Linked DNA regions of Homo sapiens: region 1 is linked to region 2. Evidence: read pairs that join two places in POLR2A ChIA-PET (ENCODE). Cell type or tissue: Panc1. All regions are shown on one strand. Each heading gives the region's core, and the rest is flanking DNA. Links, peaks and the distances in the headings are about the cores only.

Region 1 (7,047 bases), core at 2,048-7,047, 690 kb after region 2:
GAGGCAAGCAGATCACTTGAAGTCAGGAGTTTGAGACCAGCCTAGCCAACATGGCAAAAACCTGTCTCTACTAAAAATACAAAAATTAGCCAGGCATGGTGGTGCGTGCCTGTAATCTCAGGTACTGGGGAGGCTGCAGGAGGAGAATTGCTCGAACCTGGAAGATGGAGGTTGCAGAGAGCTGAGATCATGCCACTGTACTCCAGCCTGGGCAATGAAAAAAAAAAAGAAAGTTTAATGAAGTACAGTTTGCCAAGGTGTGGGCAGAACTATAGAAGCCAATACAAGGTGTTAAGGCATCCAGGGATTAGCAACATTGGAAAGCTGTTATCTTCTTTAATCCTGTAGGGACAAGCAAAAGGAACCCAGGGAAAGCCTGAAGCCATAGAACAAGGTCCATCCAATTGAAGTAGCAATCCCAGAATGCAGTGACTGGCAGAACTGGAGTGAGACAGGGAGGGTCTAAAGGAATAAATTCTCCTACTTGTTTCTTATTCAGCCTCTTGCTGGTACCTCATATTGCCTTATGCCATTTGAAATCAGACGACAAGAGCACACCCTGGCCATAAAGCAGAGCAGAGAAGTGTGGGAAATAGATGGGTGTGTGCTTGTGTGTGCACATTGTTTGTGGAAGTGGGGGGTTGGCACAACTTCTACTATTACCAATCCCCATTCTCCAAATAAACACACACATCTCATTCTTTCTTCACCCTTCTCCATCTCAGCAGAAGGCACCAGTATACACTCAACTGTTCGTGCGAAAAAAAATTATCAAGGACCATTTTTATTCTTTTCTTTTTTTTCTTTCATTTCCCACATTCAAACCATTACCAAGCCCTGTTGGTTCTCTCCATCTGGGCCGCCATACCCTTATGCAAACCACCATTATTTCTCCCTTGGGCCATATTAGGAACACCCTAACTCCTCTTCTTTTTTTTTGTCCCTACCCCTCTCCAACCTACCTCCCTATCTTTGTTACGAGAGACTTTGTAACCTGATGGTGACAAGGAGTATTTACAGTCCAAACAGCTGTCGATAAAGCAATATCCCACTTCATAATTTTATTTCACATGCCTCTCCTGGGAACAGGCCACTGTAATAACTCTTCGTTCACAATTCTAAGCCCTGCAGATCCATCTGTGAACAAAACAAAGTCTCTCCTCTGGTGGAGTTTACATTCTTGTAGGAGGAGACAGACGATAAACAAATAAGTATAAAGTGTGCCACGTATTGAAAATTATATTATGAAGAAAAATAAATCAGGGTAAGCAGAGAGTGACTGAAGTGCCATTTTAGTCAGGGAAGTCCTCGCTAATTAAGTGTTTGAGCAGAGCCTTGAAGGAAGTCACAGGGAGTTATGAGCCAAGAGTTCCAAGCAGAGGAAGAGGAAGTGCTAAGGCCTTGATCCAGGATCATGTCTGGATTTTATCAGGAAGTGTGAGAAGACTTCTGGCCATGCAGAATGAGCAAGACAGAAAGTGAGAGGAGGCCAGGTCAGAGAGGAGGTGAGGGGCTGGATCATGATCAAGTGGAGGCTTTCAGGCCATGAAAGGGATTTGGATTTAAACGGGTGTGATTGTGAACCAATAGAGGGCGTGAAGGATCAGTGGCAGGAGCTGTGTCACAATTTTAAATCATCACTCTGGTTGCTGTATGGATAATTGAGGTATAACTGAAGGCTGAAGTACGGATAAGCTCATAAGTAGAGAGGCCAGTTAGGAGGCTGTGGTTATAGACTAGGTGAGGCCTGAATTAGAGGGATAACAGTGGGATAATGAGAATGCTTAGAATTGAAGATATATTTTGAAAGTAGAATTTGCTAATGGCATGGATGGGGGGGCTATAAGAAAAAACAAGTTTAGTCAGCTCTGAAATACAGTCTAACTATTAGCACTTTCACAAATCATCTCTGTCATTTGAGTCATTTGCTATTGTTTATTCAAGAGAAGCACTTTTTTTGGTCAAGACTTTATAATATTTAGTATCTACTTAATAATCTTAAATATTTTAATGTATCTTTTCTCTTGGACTCATTGTAAATGAAAGAATTATACTTGGATGAAGAGAATAAAATTCAGATTATACTTTAATGAAGAGACTAAAATTCAGTAAGTTGTAGAGCTTCAAAAGTTGCCTGCTACTCAACTCTTGTGTCTTAGTCAGAGCCCTGAATGATAAATCACATTGACCGCAAAGCCCAGGACTCCTCAGGACTCTTGTTTTTTTAGTTAATCTTGTTTTGTTGAAGAACAACTTCTCTTCCACCCTGCTTTCTTTTCTAAACTCAAAGCCTCCTCCAGAGTGGAGAGTTTTTCCGCATCCCAATTATGCAAAATGTTGATATTGGGTAGAGGAAACACATAGAATTAAAATAGTTTTATTAGGGGCTTGGGAACTGTGAGTGGCCAGAAATTTCTGGAATTTTGCAATGCGTTGATGGTGCCAGCAGCCCAGAGAAAGACTGGCTCTGATTGGTTACTATGGGATCTATGTTGTTCAGGTACATAGTAGAAACTCAGTAAATGTGTGTTATTGAGTTAAGAAATGGAATACATTGGGAGGGAACTGAAGAAGATATCATTTGGAAAAATGTAACCTATATAATCATTAGGGGAAAAATTCATTCCCTTGTGTGGTATGGATATCATGAAGTTGAGACAACCTAGGACTTAAAGGGTCATTGCTACAAAGAGTGGGGAAGGATTCCATATTTTGCTGTCTGTAGCTAGGACACAAAAATAGCCATTCGCTCTAGGTTTACACAGGAAGTTTGATATATTTTGATAATGTTGATATCAGGTAAGCTGAATTTTTAAGAGTTAAATTTTATATTTTCTATAGGGAAATATAAATGTAAAAATGCTCAATCAATTACAAAAGGAGAAGTGAAATTAAACTATACTGAGATAGCATTTCTCATCATTAGGTTGGCAAAATGCCAATGTCAGTGCACACTCTGTGGATGACACTAGTGATGGGGTGGGAAACAGCCATTCTTATATATTGCTGGTAGAAATACAAAATGAATAGTACGACCTATAGGAAAAGGAATTTGGCAATATTTAGAAAAATCACATACTCATTTACACTATTGCCAATCTTACTTTAAAAAAATTATCCCAATGATTCACTGGAAAAAGCAAGAAAAGATATGTGGACAAGGCAATTCACTGTAAGCCAGTGCTTTGTAACAGCAAACTACTAAGAACAATTCAAATGCCCACCAAAAGGGGCCTAGCTGAATAAATTATGGTACGTCCACACAATGGTGTACTCTTCAGCTATTAAAAAAACAATGAATCTGTTAGGCTGGTGCAAATAATGGCAAAAACCACAATTACTTTTGCACCAACCTAATATTTATACCCTTCTTTCTTAGATAACTAGAAAAGTAACATACATACTTCAGGTTTTTTTTTCATTCAATAATAAGACATTCTGAAAACGACTTTAGAATGGCCTGTGTATGTGTGGAGAGAGAGATTCCTCATTCATGTGTATTTACATATTCATGTGTATATGTATGTATAAGTCAACTTTGTTCTATATTTCAAGTAAAAATAAGAATCGAGGTTTTAGGGTATCAGTTAATATAGACTTCTGGGCTGGTTGACCTTTGCATGAGCCAACTGGCACTGAATTCTTCCTTCTTCTAGGTGCTGTCCATTGCCTGTGAGCATCTCCAAAGGCTCAGTCCTCAGCCCTCTGGTCCTTCTCCTCAAATTCTATTCCCAAAATTCAACTATTCCTGTGGGTTCTGACCTCATGGCACAAGAAATAACTCAGTAGGACAACATATGAATAGGAGTGCAGAATTTAAAAACATTTAATTAAAAAAATTAATTTTCTTGATTAAAAAGGAATAAAGCACACAAGATAGAGGGGGCAAATGGTCCATTAAGCTTTCAGTAGAGGACCTAAATTACATTTGTGACACGTAGCCTTGGTTTGCTCTCTAACCATGAAAAAGCCTTGATCAATGGTGCTTTAAGAAAAAGTAACCTGAAGGTTTGCAGGCCCCTCCAGCTCACGGCTCCTGGATAAACTCACCCAGAGTCTTTTTTCAAAGTCTATGAGGGCGGATGTTTGTCCCCATATAACTAACTCTCTGTCTTGTTTTAGGGTCACTGACCATCCTATGGATGACCGTCTCCATCAGTGCCCCTGACCGTGGATTCCGGGGTGATCACCTCAGAAAATGTTCTGACCACAGATCCAGAGAGACCATCTCCAGAAGTGCTCTGACCACAGACCCAGGTGATCACCTCTGTAAATGTCCTGACCACAGATCCAGAGAGACCATCTCCAGAAGTGCCCTGACCACAGACCCAGGTGATCACCTCTGTAAATGTCCTGACCACAGATCCAAGGTGACCACCTCCGGAAGTGTTCTGACTGTGGACTCCGGAAGTGCCCTGACCGTGGATTCTGGGGTAATCATCTCTGGAAGTGCTCGGGCTGCTGATTCCCAGCTCTTGCTCAAGCTGCTCACCTGGTGTGTGGATCTGCCATTGATGGTTAGAGCTCCGTGGCTCCTTGCCTTTGACTGTTTGGTTTTCTTCCGTAGGACAGTAGGAAAACGCTTTTCCCTTCTCACATCTCACTCTTTTTTTGTTGTTGTTTAAGACGGAGTTTCACTCTTGTCGCCCAGGCTGGAGTGCAGTGGTGCGATCTTGGCTCACTGCAACCTCTGCTCCCGGATTCAAGCGATTCTCTTGTTTCAGCTTCCCGAGTAGCTGGGACTAAAGGTGCGCCACCGACTCTGGCTAATTTTTGTACTTTCAGTAGAGACAGAGTTTCACCATCTTGGCCAGGCTGGTCTCGAACTCCTGACCTCAGGTAACCCATCTGCTGGGATTACAGGCGTGAGCCACTGTGCCCGGCCCACATCCCACTCTTAAGGCCGATGTCCCATGGCGTAGTGGCCCGGTTTCCTAGTGATAGCTAGTTTTACTATTATCCCAAAGCATGCAGGTGACTCTGGAGGGTTACAAACAGCCCCACAGAGTGCACAGGACCCCTCTTCCCTCGCCTGAGAGCCAGAATCATTCATCAGTTTTCGTAAGTGATTGATTTCTCTTCTTCAGCCTTCCTCCAGAAGGAACTTTTAACTTTGTCCCTCATTGGTCTAAATTTCTGTTGCGTGTGGAATTCAGGCTCCTGAATTGCGTGTGAGGTTTATGGATCCTACAGAAACCTGGGGCATGGCTGTGTCTATTAGTTTGGAATGTGCAGGAGTCGGATGTTTAGGGAAGAATAAATAGCCTCTTACTCTTTGAGGGCAACAGAGCAAGTTTCAATAGGTCAATTTAGGGTGGGACTGGGAGTCTGTGTGTGGGAGGCAGGAGGTAGACGAGTTTGAAGTTTGAAGTGTGGGGGAAGGGAGCTGTCCATGCTAGAATGTCCAAACCTCAATTCATAACTCAATGTGCCTTGGTAGGTTTGCAGTGTCTGCCATACCAAGACTTTCATTTACTGTAAGAAATTTTTAGCTAATTGCATGCAGTATATTTTTACCTGTGACTAAATTGTCAACTCAGTTTTAAAGCTTCTTGAATCTGTCTTAAAAAGTAACACTGGGCTGGGCGCGGTGGCTCACACCTGTAATCCCAGCACTTTGGTAGGCTGAGGCGGCGGATCGCCTGAGGTCAGGGATTTGCGACCAGCCTGGCCAACATGATGAAACCCCGTCTCTACGAAAAACACAAAAATTAGCCAGACGTGGTGACACGTGGCTGTCATCCCAGCTACTCTATTCGGGAGGCTGAGGCTGTAGAATCACTTGAACCTGGGAGGTGAAGGTTGCAGTGAGCCGAGATTGCGCCACTGCGCTCCAGGCTGGGAGACAGAGTGAGACTCCGTCTCAAAAAAAAAAAAAAAAAAAAAAAAAAAAGTAACACTGTTCCGTAACTCCCTCCCTACTGTTTCCATTCACCATTCCTCACTCCTTACGACTTTGGGAATCTGCTGTTGTTACTGTTGTTAGAAGGGTACCAACTTGATAGAATTTAGTAATATGGTAGAAGCCATGTTGATATATATTTTTTAACGGCTCTGTGGGAAAGAAAGGCAGCATTGGTATGGTTCTTGGATTTGGGGCTTGTAAAAAAAAATCGATTTTTTTTTTTCCTACATTGCGGGCTTTGAAAAGACGAAGCAGTGAGAACAGCAGTCAATTTCATGCTCAATACAAAATATTACGAGCTGAAAAGTTCTGTACCAGAGACTTCAAAGAAAATATAAAATATATATATATATAAAATTTTAAAGGCATAAAGCTTACCTGTTCCATTAGGTAATTTGTAGACTTCAACTAGCTTCTGCCATTTCTGTGAAGTCTCCACAGTTTTCTGAAGAAGGTTACTCTTCAAATCACAACTATTGTTCAATAAAAAGAAAAGAAAAGATATTGTCATGATATTTGTGCAATATTTCTGCATTATCAACTTTTGATTCGTAAAAGGGAAAAAAGCCTGTAGCTTCCCCAAGGAAAGCCTGTAACAATCTATTACATGAATCTAACATTGCACGTTTTGAAAAGTTTAGAAATTGTTTTACAGAAAAATCGTATTGCTTTTATTTATAGCTTCATAGGTCATCTCCAAACTCTGTGAATGCAGAGCAGTGAAAAATGGAAACACCTTAGTGTTGCTACAGACGACCCTTTGTTTGACTTTTCTTTTGGACTTACAGCATAAAGGTGTTGTATTAACACACATGAAAATATTATATAACACTTGAAAATATTTCAAGAGGTCTCTTCAACTAGGTAAAAACAAAAAACAGTGTTACTGAAAGAATGAAAACCACCTTGTTACAAACATAGGGGCCTTGCAGCAAATTAGGGTTCTGAAAGTTGGTTGTGTAGTATAAATTAAAACACACACATACACACACACACACACCAGACACTGTCTTTGTAACTCTAGTTTAGCTCTTCATTGATTGCAAATCCACTGGACCTAAACCAAATCTTCTATAACCCAACTGGTAGCTTGATGTTGAGATGGTAGTATAACCAGGCCATGGTATCTGCTACTCCTGCTT
Region 2 (16,319 bases), core at 11,320-16,319:
CTACCTCCTAAAACTTTCACAGGAACATTTTTACTGTCTACTCTGTACCACGTACTTTTCAACACTTTAAATACATCAGGTCATGTAATATAACAATACTACGAGGATGGACTGTTACTCCTATCTTACACATGTGAAAACTGAGACCTAACAGGTATACTGACACTTGCTCGTGGTTACACAGCTAGTAAATGGTTGAGTTTGGATTAAACTCCTCTTTCCTTAGCCCTGGATCTCTGAGTGTTAGTAAGTTTATACTGGTGATGACAAATCAGTACTATATGTGGTAACTGCCTCCTCTGAAAATTTAGTTTTGTGTTATTGCTTTTATTGTTATTGTTTTAATTCACAAACCTGTTTGTGGTAACTTAAGCATTAAGGATTTCCTTGCATTTTTAATTTTATGTGATTTGGAAAATTGCCATACCACATGGCTCATTGCATGGCCCTCTCAGTTCCTGCAAAGTAATCCATCAAACAGAAACCACGGCATTTATTGTTCTAAATAGTCTTCCACTGGGTATAACATTGAACTCCACCAGCTCTGAGGGTTGTTTTCGTTTGTTTGCTTTTTTTTTAACCAACTTTACCAGTCTGAGTGTTTTAATTCTCCCCTAGAACTGATTACTAAAAAGTTATAATTTATCGTTTTTAAAATGTGATGTTTTCCCACTTAATATGGATGTATATTTCCTTTTTTTGTCAAGAAGATAATATACCAAAATAATAAATTGCTCTAAATTGCTCAGTGATTTCAGTTAATGTGAATCCATGTTTAGCAGGTTGGCATATAACAGTGGTTATCAAAGCGTGGTCCACAAATCTCTGGTGGTAGGGGCAGGTAAGGGGTGTGTCTCTGACACCTTTGGATGATCTGAGAGGGCAAAACTATTTTTATAAAAGCACTAAAAAGATTGGGAGGCCGAGGCGGGTGGATCACGAGGTCAGGAGATCGAGACCATCCTGGCTAACACGCTGAAACCCCGTCTCTACTAAAAAATACAAAAAATTATCCGGGCATGGTGGCAGGCACCTGTAGTCCCAGCTACTCAGGAGTCTGAGGCAGGAGAGTGGTGTGAACCCGGGAGGCGGAGCTTGCGGTGAGTGGAGATCGCGGCACTGCACCCCAACCTGGGCGACAGAGCGAGACTCCGTATCAAAAAAAAAAAAAAAGTCACTTGCATTCTTCATTATGTTGACATTTGCACTGATGATAAAAAGGCTATATTGGATAAAACTTTTGGTGCCTTAGCAGAAACGCCAAGGCTATATTAGTAGTCATATTCTTCACTGAAGTGCACTCAAAGGGAAAGAAAAAGACAGTTTTATTTAATATCCTTGATGGAACAGTTAAAAATCATTAATTTTATTGAACAGTAACCCTTGATTACATGTTTTTAATATTCTGTGTGGTGAAAGAGGAAGTATGCATAAGTATTTCTTCTGCATACCAAAGAACAATTGTTTCAAGGAGAAGCACTTGTGTGGTTGCCTGAGTTGTGAGCGCAACTAACCTCCTTTAAAAAAAAAAATAGAAACTTACTTTTACTTGAAGGTGCAACTGACAGACAACTTATGGCTATTTATACTTGGATATTTGGCAGACATTTTTTAAAAAATGAATGAAGTCAGCCTGTCATAAGACATAAAATTGACAGTATTTGTTGCCAATGCTAAAATGTATTCTTTCAAGTGAAAATTAGAACTTTAGAAAACTTGTATCTGTCACCATGAATGTGACAGCTTCCTAATACTTAAAAACTCTTCTGATAAATTGATAGTGATATTAGAAAATATGATTTTTTACGTCGCATAATAAAATGTATCAACATTTGGAAAATCTCTATAACTCAGTCAGCCAATATTTTCCAAATGGCCAGTGCATGATCATGCCTGAATAAAAGTGCAAGATAAACCAATGGATACTACTGTAACAGAGTACAAAATGTTAGTTGATATGATCTCAGATTCTGTATTACAACTATTATTTGTCAGACTTTGGTATAGTAACAAAAAAGAATATCTATGATTATATGAAAAGGCTACTAAAATACTCCTCCCTTTCCCAAATGCATATCTGTGTAAAACCAGTTTTCTAAATATATTCAGCCAAAATAACATATCACAACAGAGTAAATGCAAAAGCAGATATGAGAGTACAGCTATTTCTTATCAAGCCACTCATTAAAGAAACTTGCAAAACTGTAAAACAGTGCTACTTTTCTCACTAATTTCTTTTTATTTTGGAAAATATTTATGTTTATTATATATATATATATATATATATATATATATATATATATATTTTATTTTTATTTTTTTCCTGAAACGGAGTCTTGCTCTGTTGCCCATTCTAGAGTGCAGTGGCAAGATCTAGGCTCACTGCAACCTCCGCCTCCTAGGTTCAAGTGATTCTCTTGCCTCAGCCTCCCAAGCAGCTGAGATTACAGGCATGCACCACCACACCCTGCTAATTTTTGTATTTTTAGTAGAGACAGGGTTTCACCATGTTGGCCATGTTGGTCTCGAACTCCTAACCTTAGGTGATCCACCCACCTCGGCCTCCCAAAGTGCTGGGATTATAGGCATAAGCCATCACACCCAGCCAAATATATTTATTTTAAATAAAATTTATATCAAGCCAGGCGCAGTGGCTCACGCCTGTAATCCCAGCATTTGGGAGGCCGAGGTGGGCGGATCATGAGGTCAGGAGGTCAAGACCATCCTGGCTAACATGGTGAAACTCCGTCTCTACTAAAAATACAAAAAATTAGCCAGACATGGTGGCGCGTGCCTGTAGTCCCAGCTACTCAGGAGGCTGAGGCAGGAGAATCGCTTGAACCCTGGTGTTGCAATGAGCTGAGATCGCGCCACTGCACTCCAGACTGGGTGACAGAGCGAGACCCCATCTCAAAAAATAAAAAATTATCTCAGTATTAACATCATGGGTTTATTATTTTTAATGGATTAAAATTAAATGGTTTTAAATTTCTCAGTTTTAATTTCTAATATGGTAAATGTTGGTAACTATAACCCCATGCTTTTCAGGGTCCTCAGTAATTTTTAAGACTATAAAGGGATTCCGAGAAAAACAAGTGTGAGAACTGTTGGTAGATTCTCAGCTCACACTGATTCCTTTTCTCTGATAACTGCTCTTTCTCCCTCTATCCATGAAGGATATTGGAGGATAGCCTAGGTTATTGTTTTACCTAGGCTATCATCCTTCCTCTCCTCCCTGGATCAGTGTATTGAGGGATAGAAGGGTTAATGGGTAGCGGTATGGGGTGTGGATTTTGACCCCAGCAGGGCCTATCTTACTCTCCCCTTACAATTCAAGTAGGGTCAAAAGCGTGTTAATGTCTATCTAAAGCCTGACCCCATAGTGTATGATGTAAATTACATAAAGGGTCCAACTTCCCACGTAGTGGAGAGAACAAGAGGGGAAGTTGGTTTGAAGACTGTGAAGAGAATAAAGCAGATACACGAAGAGGGGAAAAGATGAGAGACAGACAGAAAAGCACAAATTTCTAGGGTTTCCCAGATCTCCATTCTTTGGTTCTAGTTTATGCCTGAAGATGGGCTTGAGTTCTATAAAAGAGCCCAGTGTCACGTTACTAAATATTATCTTTTCCTTTAGCCAGTTTGAGTGGGTTTCTTTTACTTGCAACCACATTGAATCACTTATAGTTAGGTACCACCTGCCTGCCTGCTGCCGTTGCTCACACCCGTAATCGCAGACCTTTGGGAGACCATGCCAGGAGGATCGCTTAAGTCTAGGAGTTTAAGACCGGACTTGGCCACATAGCAGAAAAAAAAAAAATAGCCTGGCTTGGTGGCACTCATCTCTAATCTCAGCTACTTGGGAAGCTGAGGTAGGAGGATCCTTTGATCCCGGGCAGTCGCGGCTGCAGTGAGCTATCATGCCACTGCGCTTCAGCCTGGGCAACAGAGCATGACCCTATCTCTAAAAAACATAAAAATAAACTAAAATATGGTAAGGTAGGACATATGTGATCTGTTCTCAACCTTTGTAAGGTTTATGATGTGCCATACATTTTAGGGTCTTATCAGCTAGAAATACAAGACCAAGGTTTTCTGGAAATGCAAAGATACTATTTTTATATTGAAGTTAAAAAAGAATTACCATAGGCTACACATGGATTAATTACTATCTTCAAAGAATTAGAACTCTATCAAACATTCTTACCAGAAAATTATGCTGAACAAAATTTAATCTTTCTGTGACTGTTCAAAGGAATTTAGAATCTTGTAATGCTCCAGGGACATTACCATTTTATAAATTGTACAAAAAATTCTCATTATTTCAGCTTTCTGGTAGTTTGGATTCAGAATAAATGAGAATTTACTGTAATACTTTGAATTATTAAGTTCTGGGGAGTTCAAAGTACTACTTCAAATATACATGCATTATATCACTTATCTTTTTTAACAGAATAATGAAATTTACAAATGGAAACAGTAGTGGGTGGATTCAGGATACAAAGTCATGTTTCTCGATGTTCTAATGAATAATTCTTACATTTGGCTATTTTGAACTGATCTCTCTTTTCCATTTCAAAATATAGTCTCTTTTAAGCTAAAGACCAAATAGGGCTAAGGCCAGCAACAAAGAATTCAAGCTATAATTGTATTGTATTATTATTTATGTATTGATTTGATTATAGGTTTCAGCTCATACATTTTCAGGTGAACCTAGATCCTCAATTTATTTTCACGAAAGAGAAAAACTCAAACATAATGGTAAAAAAAAATCAGATGCATTTACATATGCTTCTGGCTTTCATCAAGCAAAAAATATAGTTTAAAATGTATAGAAAAAAAGAAACTTTTAAATTAAAATCCTTTTTGCTCTAGCAATCAGCCTCGACATCAGTATAGTATATTTTGACTTCCTAATTATGGATTATCTACGACCAAATATAATATGTTTAATGTATAAATGACACTCTTGCCACACAAACTTCCTTGTATCTCTCTCCCTTAAAATGTAATTAGTTTCTTTTTGCTACTAAAAAATTTAATGCTTTCAGAAGCCAAAGCTTATTTCTGTATCTCCTGCTGTTTTGGAGTGTCTGTACCTTTCCTCCTGCCAGTTAGCATGGATAATCAAAAGTGAACTGTAAGGAGAAATCTTCCATTTAGGAAACATCAATTTGTACTAAGTCTAATCTAAAAGACTAATATGGAGCATGTGGTACATTCAATAGGAAAATGGCATTTAAATATTAATACTAGATAAATACACTCTTGCTGCTCTCTTTGATAATTTATAAGTCATACTCTTCCAGAAGGAAGTAAATCAGTTTTTTTTCTTTTATGCTGCTGCTCAGTAACATTATAAGGCAATATGTAAATCAAGGAACCATTTTCTTAGTCAGAACTGACAAGGGGAAGTGAAAATGTTGGGTCCAATTTCAACCTCATTTCCTTACAGCCTAGATTTGTGTTACATGCTTGATCCTGACTGGTGCTTTCCAAATTAAATGTATATTTCTCAAACCAATATCTTAAGTGGTAATGTTCCAACAGTCCAAATGTCGATTACCAAAACAAACATTTGTTTCTCTAGCAAGTGTTTTCACACAAAAGCATTTGATTCTCGTACTGCAGCAAACAAACATTTGCTTTAGGCGGTTAAGGCAGCCAAAAGTTCTTGCAGAAACATTTCACAGGCTGGCTGGCATCCCTCTTTGGAGCAGGGCTTGCTGATGTCCGAGATTGCATGTGAAGCCAGCTGCTGACCAAGAGAATCCTTTGCAAGACATTGAGACCATTAAAATGATTTAGCATTTTTCAAAACACATCTTTTGGGAAAATGTGCTTCTGGTTATGATGTTTCCATTAGAAAATGTCTTCATGTCTTCACAATGCTTCATTTGCTAATATAAATTCAGCCTTTGATATAATCACATAACCAAAGTCTTATGAAAGTTCACAAAGGCACATAAAAACATTCACACAACCCAGGAATCATGATTTATGCAAGAGCCCATGAGAGTTCATTACATAAATAGTCCTATTACTACATTAAAGTCTATTTTCTCTCTTGAACAAGATGTAGATTATCTGTGTAAATATATTTTCTTAAGTGCACATCTACTTTACTGTCAAGATACAGCTTCCACATAAAAACCCTCTTGTTTTTCATATTATTTAAATGCTTTTGGAATGAATCAATATTTCTGAGGAAGTAATTTACTTAAATACATGTTCTTTAAAGCATGGGGAAATTGATTCTTAACTTCTTTCCAAAGACAGGGTTTCCTAGCAACTGGGTCAAGATTGATTCTTTGGCTAGTTCTAAACTGAGAATAGTCACTAGCCCACTTAAAGGCAAAGAAGAGTTCTTCTTAGTTAAATGAATGAATGAATGAATGAATGAATGAGTGAAAACACACACACACGTGCACCACACACACAAAATGTCATTTAAAGCGTATTTGATAGAATGCGTGACAATTTGGACCTCTAGCTGATCAACTTCCAATAAGAGTTTGCTGAATACTTTCCATGAGTTTGATTCTATTTTGGCATTGATGGGACTGGGGAACCATGATACAGAGAGCAGGTAAACGGCTGTAATCATCCTAGTAACAATGCATTTAGCAGGTATTATGGGCTAGTGCCTACAGGTGAAATAACTAACCATCAGTAGAAAAAGGCATATCAGGCCCGGCATGGTTGCTCACGCCTGTAATCCCAGCACTTTGGGAGGCCAAGGCGGGCGGATCACGAGGTCAGGAGATCGAGACCATCCTGGCTAATATGGTGAAACCCCCGTCTTTACTAAAAATACAAAAAATTAGCCGGGCGTGGTGGCGGGCGCCTGTAGTCCCAGCTACTCCGGAGGCTGAGACAGGAGAATGGCGTGAACCTGGGAGGCGGAGCTTGCAGTGAGCGGAGGTCGCGCCACTGCACTCCAGCCTGGGCAACAGAGCGAGACTCCGTCTCAAAAAAAAAAAAAAAAAAAAGGAAAGAAAAAGGCAGATCGAGGGACAACCAAGGTCTGTGTGATGTTAAAGCTCTGGAAACTATACTGTCTTTACATGGAAAGCCCAAAGTATTTCTTGTCTTCAAGAAACTTTCAACCTAATTGTAAAGAAAACATACCCCAAAGAATTAGGGAGCAACCTGAGAGAGTAAATGTGTAAGTGTTAGTAATATTAAAGTAACAAAATATTGCGTTTATTGAGTCCTTACTTAATATCAGGGACTGTGCTAAGGACCTGGCATCCTGGTGGAGATGGAGCTTGGGCTGGGCCTTGAAGCAGGTAGGGAGACGTGAAAAGCAAGGAGGGAAGGTCCTTCGAGAAGATGAAACAGCATGAGCAAAGGCCTGGGGGTGGGAGGTGTGCTGTTTGGGACCTGACAGGCTTGGGGTGACAGGTTGGTGTGGGGAAGTTGCACTGAACGAGTAGGTGGGCCTGTGTTATGGTGGAGTCTGAATACCAGACTGACATGCAGAATTGACCCAGCGGGGAAATGTGTACTCGTTCTAGGTTCTTGAATATTGGGGACATGATAACTCCCCCTGTAATTTCTAGAACAAATGGAATATGCATTTGCTGTTAGAATAGCTACTGCCAGAGTTCTCTCCCAAAAAGCTTAACGTTTACACTACCATCCATATGCCAATAATATCTTGAGTTTTCTCACTTGACATTTTTTCAAACATTTTAATATTTGCTAATTTCTTCTTTAAATGTGATATTCCCTATTTTTTGAAGTGTTATAGATACATAGTTGTACATATTTGTGGGGTACATGTCATGTTTTGATACAGGCATACAATGCGTAATGATCAAAAAATCAGGGTAATTAGGGTATCCATCACCTTAGGCATGTATCATTTCTTTGTGTTAGGAACATTCCAATTCCACTGTTTTACTCATTTTAAAATATACAATAAATTATTCTTAACTATAGTCACCCTATGGTGCTATTGAATACTATATCTTATTCATTCTATCTAACTGTATTTTTCTTTTTTTTGAGATGGAGTCTCGCGCTGTTGCCCAGGCTGGGTTAATACCATTAACCATCCCCTCTTTATCCCTACCGAGTCCCACCCTTCCTAGTCTCTGGCAACCATGTTTCTACTCCTATCTCTATGAGTTTAATTTTTTTAGCCGTTGTTTTTTAATTTGTACACCTTTGGCTTTGAGTGTGATTGTGCAGTGATTTATTTGTTCATTTCCATTTGCATTTATTTTTCTGTGAATTGCATATTTGTATCTCTTTTCTTATTCTAATTGGTAGTTTGGCATTTTTGTTAATTTACAGAAATTTCAAAAATATATTATGAGGGCTAGGCATGGTGGCTCACGCCTGTAATCCCAGCCCTTTGGGAGGCCAAGGTGGGCGGATCATTTGAGGTCAGGAGTTCGAGACCAGCCTGACAAACACAGTGAAACCCCGTCTCTATTAAAAATACAAAAATTAGCTGGGTTTGGTGGTACAAGCCTGTAATCCCAGCTACTTGGGAGGCTGCGGTAGGAGAATAGCTTGAACCCGGGAGGTGGAGGTTGCAATGAGCCGAGATCATGCCACTGCACTCAAGCATGGGCGAAAAAGCGAGACCCTTTCTCAAAACTAAATAAATGTTATATATATATATATATCAGGTTTGGTCTTTTTGTTTATCATATATTTGCAATATTTTTTCAGAGTATTATTTGTCTTACAGCTTAGATTAAAGTGTTTTTTCAATTTTTCATATTTATGTAGAAAAAGATACTAATCTTCTTTTTTAAATAAAAATTCCAGGCATCATCTGCCTAGAAGGAAATGCCAAAATTACAAAAATATTCCAATATTTTCTCCTAGTACTTAAGATTTTTGATACATTTACATTTATATACATTCGATCCATCTGGAATATAATTCAGTTTAGGTGTAAAGTAGAAATTTATTTTCATTTTTGCTACTGATTTGAAATGCCTAATTATCATATGCTAATTTTCTACATGTGGGTCTACTTTTGGTCTCTCTCCTATTTCCTTACTGTATGATGAAAAGGCATAACACTGGTTTAATTACTATTGTTTGGTTTTTTAAAATCCTAGCATAGCACAGCACAGTTGTTATTAAGACCTTAGATACTACATAGTAGATAAGAGCATTGGACTCCGGGGCCAGGGGACAGTTTACCACTTACTTGAACTGAGACAATTTGCTTAGTCATTCTGTACCTCAGTTGTCCCATCTTTGAGATGGGGATAATAATAATGTGATTGTGAGGATTTAATGCATTTCTGTATGTAAAGTGCTTAAAACAGTGCCTACCACACAGCAGGCATTTATAAAGTTATTGGCTGTTATTTGTCATAATTTTTCCCCGGATTTTCTTGCTTTTCTAACTCATCTTCTGAATAATTGTTAGAATCAGTCCCTAAGAGGGCTTATTCAAGGGATTCCCCAAACATAGTTCCCTTCCTATGAAGAATCCTGATGCCAGCTGTTAAGAGAATTCTTTTTTTTAACCTGGCACAAAGTAAGCATTCAATAAATGGCAGTCATTATTTTGGTTATAATTATTGTTTTGGAAGGCACGTCAATATGCAAAGTGAATACATTCTCCTCTGATGTCTCATTCTCCTCCACCCCTAATAGAGCCTACAGGAGAGGGGAAAGAGAGAAAGCCGGTGGTAGTGGCAGGAGGGCATGGGGGAGTGCAGAAGGAGCAGCTTCTCTTAAATTCTTTTGGGGGAATTTGTAAGTGTGTCTTTCTCTTGCCCCTCAGAGCATTCTCCTGTGGCCCTTGCCTTCAGATAACCTTGGTGGGAATTAGAAAAATCTTCCCCATTTCTGTATTTCAGCCATGAATCTTAAATGATTGAAAAAATTAAAGCTCCCAAGAACTGCACTAAAGTGTTAACATGTGCTTTAGCACAGAGGTATTTAGTAGTTTAGCTAAAGCCCTCAGGGGCCAGCAGGCAACACAAATCAGTGGTCATCGAACTTTTTGCTCATGAACCTCCTAAAAATGTTTTGCAAAACTATGTAACCCTTATCAGATTTTTAAGTTAACATCTAAATTTTTTAATAATAAGTTTAATAGTTATTTTTAAGATGGTAATTAGAGGTGTATGGTAAATGGCAACATTTTAAAATACAAGTTTAAGCCCGGCACAGTGGCTCACGCCTGTAATCCCAGCACTTTGGGGGGCGGAGGCGGGCGGATCACCTGAGGTCAGGAGTTCAGCCTGGCCAACGTGGTGAAACCCTGTTTCTACTAAAAATACAAAAATAATGGCAGGGGCCTGTAATCCCAGCTACTCGGGAGTTTGAGGCAGAAGAATCGCTTGAACCCAGGAGGCAGAGGTGAGGTTGCAGTGAGACGAGATCGTGCCATTGCACTCCAGCCTGGGCGACAAGAACGAAACTCCATCTCAAAAAAAAATAAATACATAAATAAATAAAAACATAAAAGTTTACATCCCTCTAGTAAAATGTAAACCCCATAGCAATTTGATATCATCAACTATAAATTAAAAACACAAGTTCTTTTTGACATACAGAAATTTTACTTCTTTTCTCTCCTTGAATTCATATTTTAAATTCTATTACCCCACAAAATTTCATTCTAATATGGTAAGTTTGTTTTCAAGTGTTTTATGCATCACCCTATCAGGCTTCTTGATAATATAAATAAAAATACAAACTGAAATTTTATTTCCTGCTACCATAAGGCCATAGGTGTTCAGGAAATTTATCATCTGGAAAAATTGATCAAAACAATATAAATATACTTTAAACATTTTTATGAATGATTATTAAACATGAAATTAAAAATTTATTAAAAGTGCATAGCTATATAAGATGCATGGGGTTTTATTTGTTCCAATTAGTTCATGTATGCATGGATGGCTATTATTTAATGCTAGAATGAGATAGGGTTCAGCATCAAGTCTGTTCCTATTTTTGGCATTTATAGCTATAAAGGCTGAGAAACCTGGTTGACAAAAATAAGTAAATGTGAATAGGAACTGTTTTGTTACTTCCATATGAATATTTTGAATTGCCTCATTGTCATGGAGAAAGTTCTAACACCCTGAGGCAGTGTGCCACAGTCGGATTTGAGATGGGCAAAAGGTGTGCATTTCCTTTGCAGGGCAGGTTAGGATCTCAGGAAGCAGAACATGGGGCAAGATGTTTATCAGGGATCAGTATCTGTGAAAGGAAGTAGGCCTGGGCACAGACGAAATCTGCGAAGCCTTGGCCAACCTGGCTAGGAGCTCTGAAGTGAGTGCTGCCCATTAGAGTTGTCTTGGAGACAGGTCTTTATACCACTAGAGGCTTGGTCACCAGGATGGGTGTAATCCCTGCAGCTGAGGCCAACCCTGAAAGAGCTGGGTCTGTCTGCTGGGGGGCTGTCTGCTGGCTGCACTCTCCACAGATGGACAGTGGATTGGATTCCTAGGGCCGCCATAGCCAATTACCACAAACTTGTAACTAAGAGTAACAGAAATTTATTCTCTCACAATTCTGGAGACCAGAAGTCCAAAATCAAGGTGTATATAGGGCTGGTTCCTCCTGGAGGTTCTGAGGGAGAAGCATCCCATGCCTCTCTCAGCTTCTGTGGCACCTGGCCATCCCTGGATTCCCTTGGCATGCACATGCGTTCCTCCAGTCTCTGTCTCTGTCTGTACATGGCCTTCCCCTCTGTGTCTCCCTGTCTGCTTTCTCCTTTTCAGTCTTTTATAAGGATCCTTATCATTGGATTTAGGGCCCACCCTAATCCAGGACAATCTCATCTCAAGATCTTTACCTTAATTACATCTGCAAAGACCCTTACTCCAATGTAAGGTAACATCCTGAGGTTTCAGGTAGACGTATCTTTTGGGGGTCACCGTTAGCCCCACTACAGGCAGCAAGTCCTGTGCTGAAGGGATAGCTGGGCAGCCTGTCTTCATATCTATATTTTATCAGGTAGGAAAAGAGTGATTGGAAAGGGGAGCTGAGAGAAAAACAGGACAAATGTGAGGCTCAGAAGGCAAGCAGGTTGCCAAGCAGATCAGCTTTAGAAATGAGAACATATGGAAGACGAGCGTCTGGAAATTGATACTCCTTGGAAAGCCTTTGTGTACCCTAGGGTGACAAGTAACCCAGTTTGAGGATTTAGTTCAAGCTGATTATTTCCTTGCAGGAATAGAGATCTTAGGTTGCTAGGTCTCTAATTATTGAAGAGAATTAGAAATTCATAATTTAAGTAATATCTCCTTGTTTTTAAATATTAGCTAGTTCAAAACAAACAATGTAGGCAGAAGGAAAAAAAAAAAGTCTGTGGGCTGAATATGGCCCCTGAGGTAACCTGCACTTTGCAATGTTTCTAAAACTATTCCTACCACAGCAAGTAGAAGAAAGGCATCTTCCTTTGATGACCACAGATTTACCATCTCATTTAGAGGGCTGTATCAGTCAGGGTTCTCTAGAGAAACAGAACCAACAGGATATATATTTATATAAAGAGATTTATTTTAAGGAATTGGCTCACACAATTGTGGGGGCTGGCAGGTCCAAAATCCATAGGGCAGGCTGGCAAGTCAGAAACTCTGGCAGGAGTTAATGCTGCAGACTCAAGGCAGAATTTTTTCTTCTGCAAACCACAGTTTGTGTTCTTAGGAACTTCCAACTGATTGGACAAGGCCTGGCCAATTTTGAGGGTAATCTCCTTTACTTGAAGCCAACTTATGATAGATGTCAACCACATCTGCGAAATAGCCTTCCCGGCAACACCTAGATTACTGTTTAATTACGTAACTGAGTACCATAGCATAGCCAGGTTGACACATAAAAGTGACCATCCCAAGAGCCATTACTCACCATGCTGACATGTTAGCTGCCTCAGTCACACTCATTGGTGCAGAGGAGGAAAGGAAGGCCCAGGAAGGGGAAGTGACCTGTCCAAGGCCACATAGCTGGCCAGGAGAATGAAAATGCAAAGCCATGCTCTGAACTCTCAGGCCAGTACCATTTCCACTATTCTACTCTCATGCAGCTCAGTGTCTCAAGACCAAATCACAGCATTTTAGAGAACAAAAGCCCCTAAGGTCATATGGGCCAAACCCCTCATTTTATCATAAGGTTTAGAGACATTAACTCATGAGAATTTTGATTCCCAGGGAAGAGCATTTTCCACCCACTGCATTGCCTTTCACACAGATGGAGATGATTGTACTCAAAGTCAACTGATCTTGGTTAATTTTTTTCTTTCAGAACATCTCTCTGAAGAAGATGTTCTGAAAACATCTCACTGATAAGAAAACTTGCTACGTTCAGGTAACATTCTGAGGTTTAGGGTGGATGTATCTTTTTGGGGTCATCATTTACCCCACTACAGGCAGCAAGTCCTTTGTTGAGGGATGGCTGGGCAGTCGATCTTCATATCTACTGCATTTTATAAAGTGGGAAAAACTGATTGTAAAGGGGAGCTGAAAAAAAAAGACAAATATAAGGCTCAGAAGGCATGTGTGACGGTCAACAAAACAAAACAAAAAGGTCACTAGTCTTATTAATCGAAAGTTCAAGTTGTTGGGTGCCAATCAATGTTTTTTCACAAAAATTTTGTGGACATTCACTGATTATATTTCTAGAGCAGCAAAACTAAGAATTAAGCAGTTCCTTGATGGATTCACTTTTGAACTCTCTTTCTGTTACACTTGTGGTTCTCTCAGAAGACCATAGGAGTGGCTCCATTTTTGTAGCTCACAACAAAGTGAACTCCAACTTTAATCAGTTATATATTACATTACATCCATTCCTCTGACTTATTCAGTCATAAGTCATATTTCCAAATCACTTTCTCCCATCATGTGCCCCAAACTCAGCTCATCTCAGTCACAGAGCAGAGGGCGTGAGCCTTATCATTACATTTTTCTGAGTGTGCCTGTAACTAAGCCTAACGTGCATGTTGGCAATCCCAACATGGTCAGAGACACTAAAGGGCAAATTAGGGTGATGAAGGGTGGTCAGCATGAAGCTCTCTAAGAGGTGAGGGCCAGAGATGTTTCTGATTTCTGACGTCTAGATGTGAGAGGCCAGGGGTTTCTCAATGTGTCTCTGGGAGCTGTACTGGTAAGCAAGTCCTTCCTCTTCCTAACTGCTCTTCTGTGACAAAGCTCTGACTTTTATTTCCAACAGGGTCTTGGTATTTCTCCTACATTTTGTGTATTATTTGAGGGAGGTTTAAAAGCAGAAGAGTTTTTTTGTTTGTTGGAAAGAATGGAAAAAAATTGATTTATAGGGCTTAGCTGAAGAAAATGAAAATCCCTAAAACTGCATAATCTCCTTTTCTCTCTGTCCTTTCTCCACCTCTAATTATTTTTTAAAAAATTTAAGGGAGGCAGAAGAATGAATAAAAATTAACAGTAACATGGAGTTTACTGTTTGTCTAGGAGGGGAGGGAAGAATCAAGTCTCTGGATACCACATGTCCTCTGAAATAGCAGTGAAAGAAAAATAATTAGCAAATTCTATTTATTTTCAGAGCCAAAGTCACGATTCACTTCCCACAGAATCAAAACCTAGAATCCTGATATCAAATTTAACAATACGAAATTCTTTATTTTCCAAGATAAATAGGTTTGGGAAATGACCAGTGGAATTTTCCACTTCAATTAGCCACAATGGGAGTTTACATTATTACACAATTGCAAAGAAATTTAGTAATGAGCATCACAATGGAAAATTAATAAAAGCTCAGTATAGCCTGGCCCATTCAAGTAATTGTCAATTAAGGCTACAATCAATACCGAGCTAATAGCTCATGAACAAGGATAGTTGGGTACTTACTTCATTAACGTTGCAAATCGATGTCAACCATTTGGGAATAAGTGCAGAGAAATGAGCTCATATATTGGAGGTAATCATAGTTGGGGAACTTGCTGGATAAAAGGAGACTAAGGATTCAGAGTCTGCAAATAGATGAATGTCAGGGAGAAGCCCGATCTGGTTAATTAGTGTTCTGGTTAGCAGAAGGCAAAGCTTTTGTTTCAACCCTTGATGTTGAAATCCTTTGGAAGTACCTTAGCTTCTTTTCCTATACTTGGGATACTAGCAATTTGCATTTATTTCCCCTTCCTGTTTGACTTAAGCCATTCATAGTTCTTCCTCTGCCATTAAAAAAAAAAAGACTATTAATATTTCTTCCATAGTCCGTTGTAACATCCGGCAACCCATCCTAAGGTGCATCTTTTCATTCATCAGGTAGGCCTTCGGAAGGCATTTACTTAGAGAATAATCTCTTTAGGATCAGTATTGGTGGGCACTGGGCATCATCCTTCCTCCCCTGCTCCCCCTCCCCCGCACTGAAACAAATATGTACATAATACAAAGTCAGAATGTATTTTGGAAATAATTTTAAAATTCTATGCCTAATGGAAGGAAAATGATCATATGGAGAATACCCCAAGCACTGTATTGTTGTTGACTTTCCAGTCTAAACAGTACAAATCCAGCACTATGTAATCATACTCATAAATTTCACCACCTCCCTATTGTCATCCAAAGAATTTATTTCCCAGACCTTATTGTCTGAGAATTTATGGACTTCTTTCTTGCCTCATCTCCTTCACCAGAATGTACAACCTGTGGTCTGCACGGACACTCCCATCCTCTGTTTCTACTCTTCTTGTGGAAGCTCATAGCTCCATCCTGTTTGATATTTCTCCCTATCCCTCTGTTCAAATGTGAGCACTCCCAAAACGCGTGGTAACCGTAAAGCCATGTGGAAAAGAAAGACATGGGGACAGGTCTGGGGTCACAGACTCAGTGACAAGCCTGAGTTAGAAGGCTAAGAGGGGATTCTTTTGCCGACCTTATGGATCTGAGACTTGACAACCTTCTACATTTTAGTTGGTCTCTGTATTTTATTAAGAACACATGTTTAGAGCATTCCACTTGGGACTCAAAGAAAAGCACGTATCTCCACAAAGTGGGAAAAGCAGGTAGACCGATGGGGGGAGTTACACCTTATCCTTCAATCTATGAGTATCTCTTTAGTAGAAAAGTAGAAAAGAGGAAGTTTGGAAGCAGGGTAAATGAATAATCACTGGGCTTCTGCTGCTAGTGCCAGGCACTGGGCTGGACGCTTCATCAACATCATGTCATGTAAAGAGCTATTGACTAGGAGTTAGGAAACTAGGATTTAGGAATAACTTTTTGTGGCCTTGAAGAGACATCACTTAACCCTCACTGGGCCTCCATTTTCCCATCTATGAGCGATGTCAGGATCCAACAAGACAATGAGCTTGGCAAGAGATAAATCTCTCTTGGCTGGGTGCGATGGCTCATGTCTTT

What was found. ChIA-PET counts read pairs that join two places held together with the same protein. Peaks named below come from ENCODE experiments on the same cell type or tissue, not always from the same donor. Only the 100,000 strongest peaks of a DNase experiment are listed, where the experiment ranks them.
Region 1: POLR2A ChIA-PET joins it to region 2 with 10 read pairs; 1 of 35 experiments calls an interaction of 5 or more read pairs at or near these places.

Annotation. Positions count from the first base shown.
Region 1 is chr10:61,466,829-61,473,875 of GRCh38, reverse strand. TMEM26-AS1 (TMEM26 antisense RNA 1) reads right to left here. Exons shown (of 6, transcript NR_120643.1): 2 at 6,284-6,378. Among named protein-coding and RNA genes, the nearest start is that of TMEM26, 17 kb to the right of the region's middle. In Panc1, for the core only: no CTCF peak of the experiment used is centred there; no DNase peak of the experiment used is centred there; H3K27ac peaks cover 895 bases.
Region 2 is chr10:62,156,093-62,172,411 of GRCh38, reverse strand. No RefSeq gene overlaps it. Among named protein-coding and RNA genes, the nearest start is that of LINC02621, 95 kb to the left of the region's middle. RefSeq lists an enhancer at 5,576-5,705. In Panc1, for the core only: no CTCF peak of the experiment used is centred there; no DNase peak of the experiment used is centred there; H3K27ac peaks cover 3,176 bases.